Linked DNA regions of Mus musculus: region 2 is linked to region 1. Evidence: chromatin loops called from intact Hi-C (ENCODE). Cell type or tissue: gastrocnemius. All regions are shown on one strand. Each heading gives the region's core, and the rest is flanking DNA. Links, peaks and the distances in the headings are about the cores only. Region 1 has its middle 3.0 kb from the start of Parp14. Region 2 holds the start of Kpna1 (karyopherin (importin) alpha 1).

The links. A loop is a pair of places that touch in the nucleus more often than their neighbours do. Peaks named below come from ENCODE experiments on the same cell type or tissue, not always from the same donor. Only the 100,000 strongest peaks of a DNase experiment are listed, where the experiment ranks them.
Region 2: it touches region 1 in a loop (3-fold over the local background); 1 of 42 quality-filtered maps calls a loop at or near these places.

Annotation. Positions count from the first base shown.
Region 1 is chr16:35,871,703-35,877,080 of GRCm38, reverse strand. No RefSeq gene overlaps it. Among named protein-coding and RNA genes, the nearest start is that of Parp14, 3.0 kb to the right of the region's middle. In gastrocnemius, for the core only: a CTCF peak has its summit at 2,469 (motif pointing left); a DNase peak (open chromatin) is centred at 2,466; H3K4me3 peaks cover 700 bases; H3K27ac peaks cover 675 bases.
Region 2 is chr16:35,978,753-35,984,130 of GRCm38, reverse strand. Kpna1 (karyopherin (importin) alpha 1) reads right to left here and starts at 768. Exons shown (of 14, transcript NM_008465.5): 1 at 623-768. It overlaps Gm15564 (a long non-coding RNA gene), which reads left to right and starts at 802. Exons shown (of 2, transcript XR_001781900.2): 1 at 802-1,079. In gastrocnemius, for the core only: no CTCF peak of the experiment used is centred there; DNase peaks (open chromatin) are centred at 260, 808, 1,941 and 2,386; H3K4me3 peaks cover 1,759 bases; H3K27ac peaks cover 1,817 bases.

The sequences.
Region 1 (5,378 bases), core at 176-5,175:
GGGTTAGGAGTTTTTTGCTCTTTGCATTTTCTTTGGCTGTTGTGTCAATGTTTTCTATGGTATCTTCTACCCTTCTCCCTTCTATCTCTTGTATTCTGTTGGTGATATTTGCATCTATGACTCCTGATCTCTTTCCTGGGATTTTTATCTCCAGGGTTGTCTCCCTTTGTGATTCCTTTATTGTTTCTATTTCTATTTTTAGATCCTGGATGGTTTTGTTCAATTCCTTCACCTGTTTGGTGGTGTTTTCCTGCAATTTTTTTTCTTTTTTAAAATGTGTAGCCCAGGCTGGCCTCAAACTCGTGATCCTCCTGCCTCTGCCTCCTTCAGCAAATCCTACCAGTGTGCACCACCACTACCGGCTCCTGCAATTCTTTTTTTTTTTTAAAGATTTATTATTTATTTATTATATGTAAGTACACTGTAGCTGTCTTCAGACACTCCAGAAGAGGGCACCAAATCTCGTTACAGATAGTTGTGAGCCACTATGTGGTTGCTGGGAATTGAACTCAGTACCTTTGGAAGAGCAGTCAGTGCTCTTACCTGCTGAGCCATCTCGCCAGCCCTCCTGCAATTCTTTAAGGGATTTTTGTTTGTTTGTTTGTTTGTTTCCTCTTTAAGGACTTCTAGCTGTTTACCTGTGTTCTCCTGTATTTCTTTAAGGGAGTTATTTATGTCCTTCTTAATGTCCTCTGCCATCATCATGAGATGTGATTTTTAAGTCAGAGTCTTGCTTTTCTGGTGTCTTGGCGTATCCAGGGCTTGCTCTGTTGGGCGAACTAGGTTCTGATGATGAGTTCAGTTTCTGTTGCTTATGTCCTTGCCCTTACCTCTTGCCATCTAGTTATCTCTGGTGTTAGCTGGTCTTGCTGTCTCTGACTGTGTCCCTCCTTTATGCCTGTGTGTGTCAGCACTCTTGGGAGACCAGCTCTCTCCAGGCGGGACCCAGGTATGGAGAGCTGTGGCACAGGATCATCTCCAGGCTCAGTTGGAAACGGGAACCAGGAGAGACTGTTTTAAAATAAAACAAAGTGGGGGGAAAGTGTTATTTAGCAGTAAATTCATCCAGTCCCAGATCTTTCTTTGTGAAGAGACTTTTAAAACACAGATCTATTTTATTTTTTGACCATGTGTGTATATTTGTGGCATCCAGAAGAGGGCGATTAATCCCCCGGAGCTGCAGTTACAGGTGGGTGAGAACCATCCAACACGGGTTCTGAGAACTCAGTTTCTCTGCAAAAGCAGTGTGCTCTCTGAACCTCTGAGCCATCCCTCCAGCCCTGTGAGCAGACTTAGAATCACTACTTCAGTATCATTGTTGTGAGTCTGTTTAAGTTATTTCTATCTTCTGGGTTTAATTTTGGTAGGTTATATGCATTGAGAAATTTGTCCATTCCTTCTATGGTTCTCAACTTTTTTTTTTTCTGAGTAGAAGTTTTCCAAATATTTCCTAAGGATCTTGAGTTTCACTGGAGTCTGTTGTAACACTTCCCTTTTTATCCCTAAATTTTATTAATTTGGGTCTTCTGTCTCTTTCTTTTGGCTAATTTGGTTGTCAGTCTTGTTAATATTTTCAAAAACCCAACTCTTAGATTGATTTTTGTGGAATACAGTGTTTTATGTTTTATCATTTTTATCAGTAAAACTTACAATAAACACAGAGAGACAAACTTTCCCGCCTAAGTCCCTCATGGTATCATTTTGGTATATATTGTGCATAGTAAGATGTATGAATGCGACAGTGCTGTGTTTACTGTGAGTCTTGAGAGGTTCCCATGTGGATCTAATTCAGTGATTATCTGGCAGAAATCCAGAAAAGGTTTTTATTTTTTCTTTATTCTGCACAAACTACGCATGATTAAGTTGTAACTTTCTTTAAAAAAAAATTCATGTGAATGAATGTTTGCCTGAATATTATGCCTGTACACCACAGTTGTGAACATCATGTGGGTGTTGGGAATTGAACCCAGGACCTCTGGAAGAGTAGCCAGTACTCCCAACTACTGAGTCATCTCTCTAGCTCCCATGTTGTACCTTTCTGAAGATACTGTCTTTCCTTCCCATCTGTGGTGCTTGATCTCAATAATCACCTGGAAGATGGACCTCAAGGCATGCCTGTGGGGGTTTATGTAGGTAAACAGAGGTGGGAAGTCCTGCTCACTGTGGGCGGCACCATTCCCTAGGCTGGAATCCTGGAGAAAGTGAGATGATCAGAAGCATTCATCCCCCTCTCCTCCTTGACTGTGGGGACAATGTAACAGCCACCTCAAACTCTTGATGCCCCCTCAAAATCTTGTTTCTGTGACTCCTGCACTATGGTGGATTACAACCTGGAACAGGAGTTGTCAATTTTCTTGGTAGTTTGGATGACACAGGGATGAACTCCAAGAAAAGTCAGCACTCTAGCCTACCTAAGCCAAGCCCTCTACACTGACCGGGTCCAACACTGTTTGGCTCAGGTGATGAGCGCCATCTGCAGGCAGAATGCTGGAAATTGGAGAAAGATACCTGGATACTGTTCAGCATTATTTAAAGATCAGGAATTTTAAAAAGCCCAGTAAATTCTCTTCCGTGCATCTCTGATCTTCTTTGTACTGATTCAGTTCTTTGGTATTAAGTAACAATATTCAAGTTCTGTCTTTCTCCAAAGAACCTTTGAACTGGACAGACCTTGAGATAGATTTCATATCTTTCTTTCACTCACATCTGACAAAATTTAATGCAACCTCAGGGACACAGTTTTCAAAGTATACAAGCAAACTAAGCACTTAGTGGTGTTAAATCATAAAGAAAATCATTCTAAGATGATTCTTGAGTTCACATATGCTTTTACCATTTACTGTAAATGGAAGCAAATTTGCACATTGTAACAAATGTGTTTCTTTTTATAGAGAGAACTAAATCATGGCTCAAATATTTGCTACTGCAAGACATGAAGCCCTTTCAACTTTCTTCAGAATATTTTTTTATTTTAAAATTGTCAATGATGAGAACCCTACTTTGAATTAAATACACAATATAAAATGACAGAAGTGTGTTTAGGACCATTTCAGAACTTGGAATAGAAATTCTGTCTTAATCACAAGCCAAAATTCACTGAAAGAAATTTAATTATACTTTTTTTATTTAAGTGTATGGGTATTTTGCCTGCATGTATGTCTGTGCATCATATGTGTGAAGTGTCCGCAGAAGCTGTAAGTTTTACTGGATTTCCTGGAACTGGAGTTACAGGTGGTTGGAGTTACTATGCAGGAGCTGGGAGTCGAACCTGGGTCCTCTGGAAGAGTAGCCTGTTCTCTTAACTGCTGAGCCAGCTCTCCAGCCTCTGAAGTAGCAATTTTTTTTAAAGATTTATTTATTTATTATATGTAAGTACACTGTAGCTGTCTTCAGACACTCCAGAAGAGGGAGTCAGATCTTGTTACAGATGGTTGTGAGCCACCACGTGGTTGCTGGGATTTGAACTCCGGACCTTCGGAAGAGCAGTTGGGTGCTCTTACCCACTGAGCCTTCTCACCAGCCCTGAAGTAGCAATTTTTAAAATCAAGCATTCTAACATGGTACGATCCAAAGATAGACTAACTTGTCATGTTGACAAATGACAGCAGGAACATATTAAAAGTCTGCTTTCTATTACTAAGACATTAAGTTTTTTTTTTTTTAAGAACAGAAACATTGTATACATTAAAAACTGTGATCCATATCATAGTCTCTCATCTGAGCTGAGTGTTTCAGAGAGTGTTTACTGGTATTGTCTGGTGTGAAGATTTTATATGTGCAAAAGTGCACATGTGTGCTCAGAACACAGGCTTCAGTGGTGCCAGGAGATAGCACCGGTAAGCAACGGAATGCTATGTAGTTGATTTTGATTTAATTTTTGGTTATTGTGCCTTCAGAAGCCTTTCAGCGTTACCAAGATTTTCTCAAGTCTCACACTGGGTTGTGCGATCGGTCTGATTACCATCTACAGAGAAATGGGACCTATCTGTAAAAAACCGTTAAAATTGCCTAGATACTCCCACCTCCAGCCCCGGTTCACGGCTTTCATTTACAATGCCTAGCTGCTGGCGCCTGGGATGTCCTGGCTGACACCACCAATATCTCCCACATCCCTCTTTGTACCAACATTTGCCCATATCGAGAACTTTTCTGTTTTCAAAAATATTTAACTCCAAGAAACAAAATATCAACTTTCTGAGCCCAAACCCCCATCCCTCACCCGGCTGCTTGACTCCTGGGTCTTCCTGTCCATTCAAAGTTTTGGAAAGATCTGGGAAAAAAAAAATTGCCAGGCGGTGGTGGCACATGCCTTTAATCCCAGCACCACTGGGAGGCAGAGGCAGTTCGAGGCCAGCCTGGTCTACAAAGTGAGTTCCAGGACAGCCAGGGCTATACAGAGAAACCCTGTCTAGAAAAAAAAAAAAAAAAGGGGGGGGGGAGGGGGGAAGCTCTGAGTGCTGCCTCGGCTTCCTTCCTTTTTTTCAGACCTCGGTCCTCTTCAGACTCCCCATCGTCCCTGTTCTCCATCAGATAGTGTTACCAGGGGCCCCGAGGGGGTCACCATACTCTAGCCCTGGACCGGCAAAGCCTGCTTTAATGCGTATCCCAAATATTCGCTCATCACGCGTTAAGGATATACAGATTCCCAGTCTCTTCTTATCCCGGTCACAGTAGGCGCACCTCACTCCTGTTGCTTGGACCACTCCTGGATGAACTGTTCATATCTTTCGGCCAATCTTGTCTCCAAAGGCAGCTTAGAGGCCATCACGTTCTTCCTAGGAGGGGGAATGGGGGAGGCGGGTGTCGGAGCCCCAAGAGCCCTAGACCAGTAGCGGGACCAGAGCCCTCTCCTGAGCACCCAGGTCAGCCTGGCTTTCTCTCACTCCTGTCGAACTCAGCCACCATGCAGCAGCCTAAGTTATTTTGTGTAAGTGAACCACAAAGCCCCAGAGACCCACCATCTAAGGTCATTTCTTAGTAGTTCTTAGGCTCTCGGGTAGCACGTCCCTTGCCCAGAAGTGCTACCTGATCTTTCCATAATTGGGCTGGGAGCCCATGCTCTTCTGCTCCAACACCTGTGTATTTCTCCCTAGAGTTGTCGACCGTCTCCTGTGTCCCCATACCTGTGTCCCTCCGTTGAACACCCAGAAAGCATGGACGCCAGCACGCGTTCCTCAATACTGGGAGTTTGTAAACACAAAGTATGCACAGATGAGAAAACAGAATTCTGAAGCAGGAAAGTCAGGTCAGATGCCCTCGGGTGGTCCCCCAAGTGAGCAGGGAGCATCCTGAGAGGATCGTTTTCCTTCTCTTATACAGCGTGGGTTTTCAGGTATGCAGAAACTATCCTAGTGATGGAGCAGGGCTCAGCTGTAGCT
Region 2 (5,378 bases), core at 84-5,083, 110 kb before region 1:
CCTCCAGTTTTCTGCTCCCAATGCGAGCCTCAGCTAAGGCTTGGCGGTTTCCCTCGCATCGCCGGCTCACACAGCCGACCAACTTGTCATTGCTATAATTACCACACCCCCGTCAGCAGCTCCAGGCCCGCGTAGTTATGACATCTGTAAACTGCAAGCCTCCCGTCTCCACCCCCACCTCCCTCCAAACACCGGCCCCGGTGGTAACCTGCCAACTCCCCGATCGGCCCCGCACGCCTCGGCCTCAGCCACCGCACTCCGCGCCGCCCGCCCCCGCCCTCAAGCTAGCGCGGCGCGCAGACTCCGCGCCGCCGCCCGGCGCCCCGCAGTCCCCGACGCCGCTTCCACCGCCGCGCCGCGCCGCGCCGCCCCGCCCCGACCGGCGTTCCTCACGGCGAGCACCAGCGTTCCCCACCCCCACCCCGCTCCGCCGCCGCGCGGCCGTTAGGACCGCCGGGCCCGTGACGCACCGGAGCGACGCGAGGGTCCGGTCCCCGGCGCGCCCGAGCCAGCTCCGGCTTCCGCCCGCGTCCGCCTTCGCCCCGGGGCCTCCCTCGGGTCCGCGGAGGGGGACCCAGAGCCGCCCGCCGAGGGGGAGGGGCCGCGAGGTGCCCCCACTCACCGGCTCCAGGCGACCGGTCCCGGTGCCACTACGAAGAGGGAGACGCTCGCTCTTGGCCCGCCCGCTGCGCCTCTTCTGCGCACAACCTTGACCAGCCGGCGCGCACCACGGCGGCGCTCACCAGGCCTCGCTCTCCGCTGCCGCTCACAGAGCCGCGAGACCCAGCTCAGCCGGCGTGCGCACTGCGCCTGCGTGCGGGGGCCGGCCGGCGCGCCTGCGTGCGCTTCTCCGCCGCCTGCCGCAGGGGCTGCCGGGAAGCGGAGTCTCCGAGCGTGGACGCCCTAGGCTAGCGGCGGCCAGGGAAAAGGCGGCGGCCAGGGCGTGGGTCTCTGCGGACCAGGTTGGCAGTCAGTAAAAGCGCAGACATATAGAAGTTATGGAAACAAACTTGTCCTTACTAAGCTCTTCCAGAATGGACGGATTCCCCCTCACATCAATATAGCTTCCCTCTCACATGGTAGGTACCTCACAGCCGAGCATGCTTATTGGATGAATGATGGCATGGTTGGAGGCTGAGGGAGTATTACAAAATACGTCAGTGTCTCACGTTCAAAGAATTCACATGCAACCCGTTTGCAGGAACTTTCTGGGTATTCTCTTCAGTTCTCACCCATCTTACCCGGTAATTTATTAGTATCATATAACATTAAATCGCTTTTTGAGCCTAGCATGACGGTAACGCACGCCTGTATTTTCAGCTCTAGGAAGTCTGAGGCAGGAGAATGGCGAATTCTAGACCAGCATTACTACGTAGAAAGACCCCTATCTCAAAAACGGCAATTTCCAGCGAAAATATTTGCGTTGCTATGAGAAGGCACGCTAAAACAAAATATTTAGGGAAATGACTTAACCGTTACATGATAGAATTTTTTTTTCTTTCTGGGGAGTAGAGCGGTGGCTTCAAAGGAACACTTTAAGACAGCAAGTAGAGGTCACAGGAAAATCACAACCACAGGACACGGTTTAACAAGTCAGTTTAAAAGGAATACTGAGGAGCACCGGACATGAATCTGTAGAACCCCCGAAGGGAGACCCTCACTCAAGTCTCAGGGATCGCGAGCCCAGAAAGCCACAGTCACGCTTGCTGCAAACACACGAGGTTTTTAATGGCACACAAACCAGCATGCTGAGGTCGAGACCCATACACCACGCAGGGGTAGAGGAGTCTGACCCCAACCCTATTTTCCAGCAGGTTTATAAAGGTAAAAACCAGAACCTAGGGGGAGGATGGGAGAGGAAACAGGGGAAGTCTAGGGGCGGATATTTACTTCAAGGCACCTGGGACATTGAAACATTTTGTGGTTGTTTTTCCCAAGAGTTCCAGGGAATTAGGCCATCTGGCCGGGGGCGGGGGCCCATGTTCTCAGGGCAGTCATTATTTTATTTTTTTACTCTTCATTTCCCCACTTCTTCTTGTGAGTAGCTCTAATCTTAGAGCGACCCCTCTTCTTCTTTCGGCAAAGTCAGGTACTGTTGTCGGAGCACCATTACCTGTACAACACTAACCCTGTCTTTTACAAAAGCCACTAACTTATTAAGAATGCAAGGTCCAAAAGTGAGCAAAAGCAAAAGGATGATTAGGGGACCGGCAAGGGTAGAAACAAGGGTGGTAAACCAAGGAGACTTATTAAACCAATTTTCAAACCAGCTCTGTCTATCTTCTCTTTCCCTTCTGCGCTTGTCTAACCGGCTCTTCCTATCATTGTGAAGCAGAATTCACCAAGCGTTGGATTGTTCACCCACTAATAGGGAACGTGAGCTGGGTTTAGACCGTCGTGAGACAGGTTAGTTTTACCCTACTGATGATGTGTTGTTGCCATGATAATCCTGCTCAGTACGAGAGGAACAGCACCTTTTCTGGGGTCTGATGAGCGTCGGCATCGGGCGCCTTAACCCAGCGTTCGGTTCATCCCGCAGCGCCAGTTCTCAGGGCAGTCATTATTTTACTTTTTTACTCTTCGAATCAATACATCTATAAATGTAAGACAGGAGGAGAAAAAGGACCACATGGGCTAACTGCTCCCACCAGATTGGCCTGAAGGCTCGTCGGTGGGGTGTTTTCCTGACTCACGATAAATGTGAGACTCACTGTGGGCGGTGCCACCTCTGGGCTGTATAGGATAACAAGCTGAGAGTAAGCCAGGGACCAAATTCCTCCATGATCTGCTTCAATTACTGCCTCCAGGTTCCTGCCTTGAATTCCAGTCCTGGCTTCCCTCAAAGATGCACTGTAAGCTGAAATGCCTGCCCCCAAGTTGTTTTGGTTAGTTTTATCATAGCAACCGAAAGCAAACTAGAACAACTTTCTCGATCCCTCAGTCCTTCTCTCCCTTTCTTCTCACTTTCTTCCTTCTGCGTCAGTATCATCTTCTCCACTAAGAGTGTGCTTGTTTACATGGAAGCTGAATTTGAGCAAAGCAGCTTGGGAGAAAGTGTTCTATCAGAGAGACTTAGGGGTTAGTGTTGCCAATTTGACCCAAGCTAGAATCCTCTGGAAAGAGGGGACCTCAATTGAGAAAATGCTTCCAGGAGATACAGTTTTAAGGAATTTTCTTAATTAGTGATTGCTAGGGAAGGGCTCAGCCCATTGTGGATGGTACCATCACTGGGCTGGTGGTTCTGGATTCTATAAGAAAGAAGTGTACTAAGCCAGGAGGAGCAAGCCAGTAAGCAGCATCCCTCCATGGCCTCTGTATCAACCCGCTGGAGTTCCTGTCCTGGCTTCCTTCAATGACTGCCTGACCATAGCTGAGCTGATATCTGATCATTATATTCTGCTCAGGAGGTAAGACTCATTCAACCTTGTGGAGGTTGGTTATTCCCTAATCCACCCTTACTCCCAAGTAGATACAGTCGTGAGCGTCCTAACCAAAAGTCTAGGTCTCTTCTCTTTGGCAAGGCCTCCTCAGCCCCATGAGGCAGACAAAACCTTGATCATTGGATTTGCAATCCTCAGTCACTGACTGCTTGGGAAAGCAAGGACAAGTGTGGGGCTCTCTTCTGTGTCTTGCACTACCTCAGTACCTCTTCATTAAGGTTTTTAGTAGTGGAAGGGTTGATCCACCTCCACTACAGTAGACCACAGCTGCATAATGACTTTACACAGAAACATAATGCCTGTACACATATCTGGTCTTTTATGTTTCTCTGTTTTTTATTTTGAGAAGTACAAAAAGTAACAGTATTTTTGCTATTATGAATATTCTCGTATATATACTGTGTAGAAGGAAAATGTCTTACCTTAGCACATTGCATCATTTTATAGGACATTACATCATGTTTAAGAGTCTCTTGCCTGTGTGTGTATGTATGTACGGCATATGTGTGAATGCCTGGTACCTGCAGAAATCAGAAGAAGGTACCAGATCTCCTGGAACTGCAAATGCAGACAGTTGTGAACTGTCATGTGGTTAGTGAGAGGCAAACCAAGGTCCTTAGCAAGAGCAGCAAGTGCCCTTAACCACTGAGACATCTCTCCAGCCCCAGGACACTGTGTCTTCAATATTACTAGATATGACAGGCAGAAGTCTTAGGATAACACTCCTCCGACCCAGGCACTGCTGTGATCTCTGATTCTTGGTGCTGCTCTGTATAATCACCACCTGTATTAGTCAGGGTTCTCTAGAGTCACAGAACTTACGGATAGTCTCTATATAGTAAGGGAATTTGTTATGACTTACAGTCTGTAGTCCAACTCCCCAACAATGGTCAGCTGTGAATGGGAAGTCCAAGAATCTAGTAGTTGCTCAGTCCCACATGGCTAGTAGACTCCAATAGATGTGCTGGCAAGTAAATGCAAGCAGGCAGAGAGAGAATCTTCCTTCTTCCAGTATAGGTCTCCAGCAGGTGTGGCCCAGATTAAAGGTGTACACCACCATGACTGGATCTGGGACTTGTTTTGTCCCAGGCTGACCTTGAACTCAGAGATCTCCTTGCCTTAGTCTCCTAGGATTCATAGCCACTGTACCTCAAGATCTCCATGCCAAGATCCAGGTCAGAAACTTGTATCTCCCAGCCTCAAGATCTGGATCACAGGTGAGCTTTCCAATTCTGGATTGTAGTTCATTCCAGATATAGTCAAGTTGAAAACCAGAAATATCCATTACACCACCCCTTGAATATCTATAGGACCCCTTACTAGCCAACAGACTGGACTAAAAGATAGAAGGCCTCTGGTGATGACATTTCATTTAGTAGTGCTTTGTGTTTATGAAACTAAAAATTCATGCTAGCCTTAAGTTGTCATATTGTCACTTGCCTATAGAAGGCCACCTGGTAGGGCCTGCTGATGGCCTCTAGGACCTGAATAAAGCTAGCATTCAGTAAGAATCTAGAGCCTGCAATCATATAATCACAAGAAATGAATTCTGCTAATAGCCTGGGTGAGCTTGGAAACAGAATCTTCCTGACTTGAGCCTTCACTAGAGAAACATATACTTTATTGCTGCTTGATAGATCCTCAGCAGAGGATCCAGGTAAACTGTGGATACCCTCTGTGAATAGGTTTGAATAGATATGCCCTTCTACCCCTCCTATCCCTTTCATAGGCTCACATGTTTGAATGCTTGGCTCATGCGGAGTGTATTAGCCAAGGTTCTCTAGAGTCACAGAACTTATGAGCAGTCTCTATATAGTAAAGGAATTTATTGATGACTTACAGTTTGCAGTCCAACTCCCAACAATGGTCAGTAGCAGCTGTGAATGGAAATCCAAGAATCTAGCAGTTGCTCAGTCCCACAAGGCAAGCAGGTGAAGG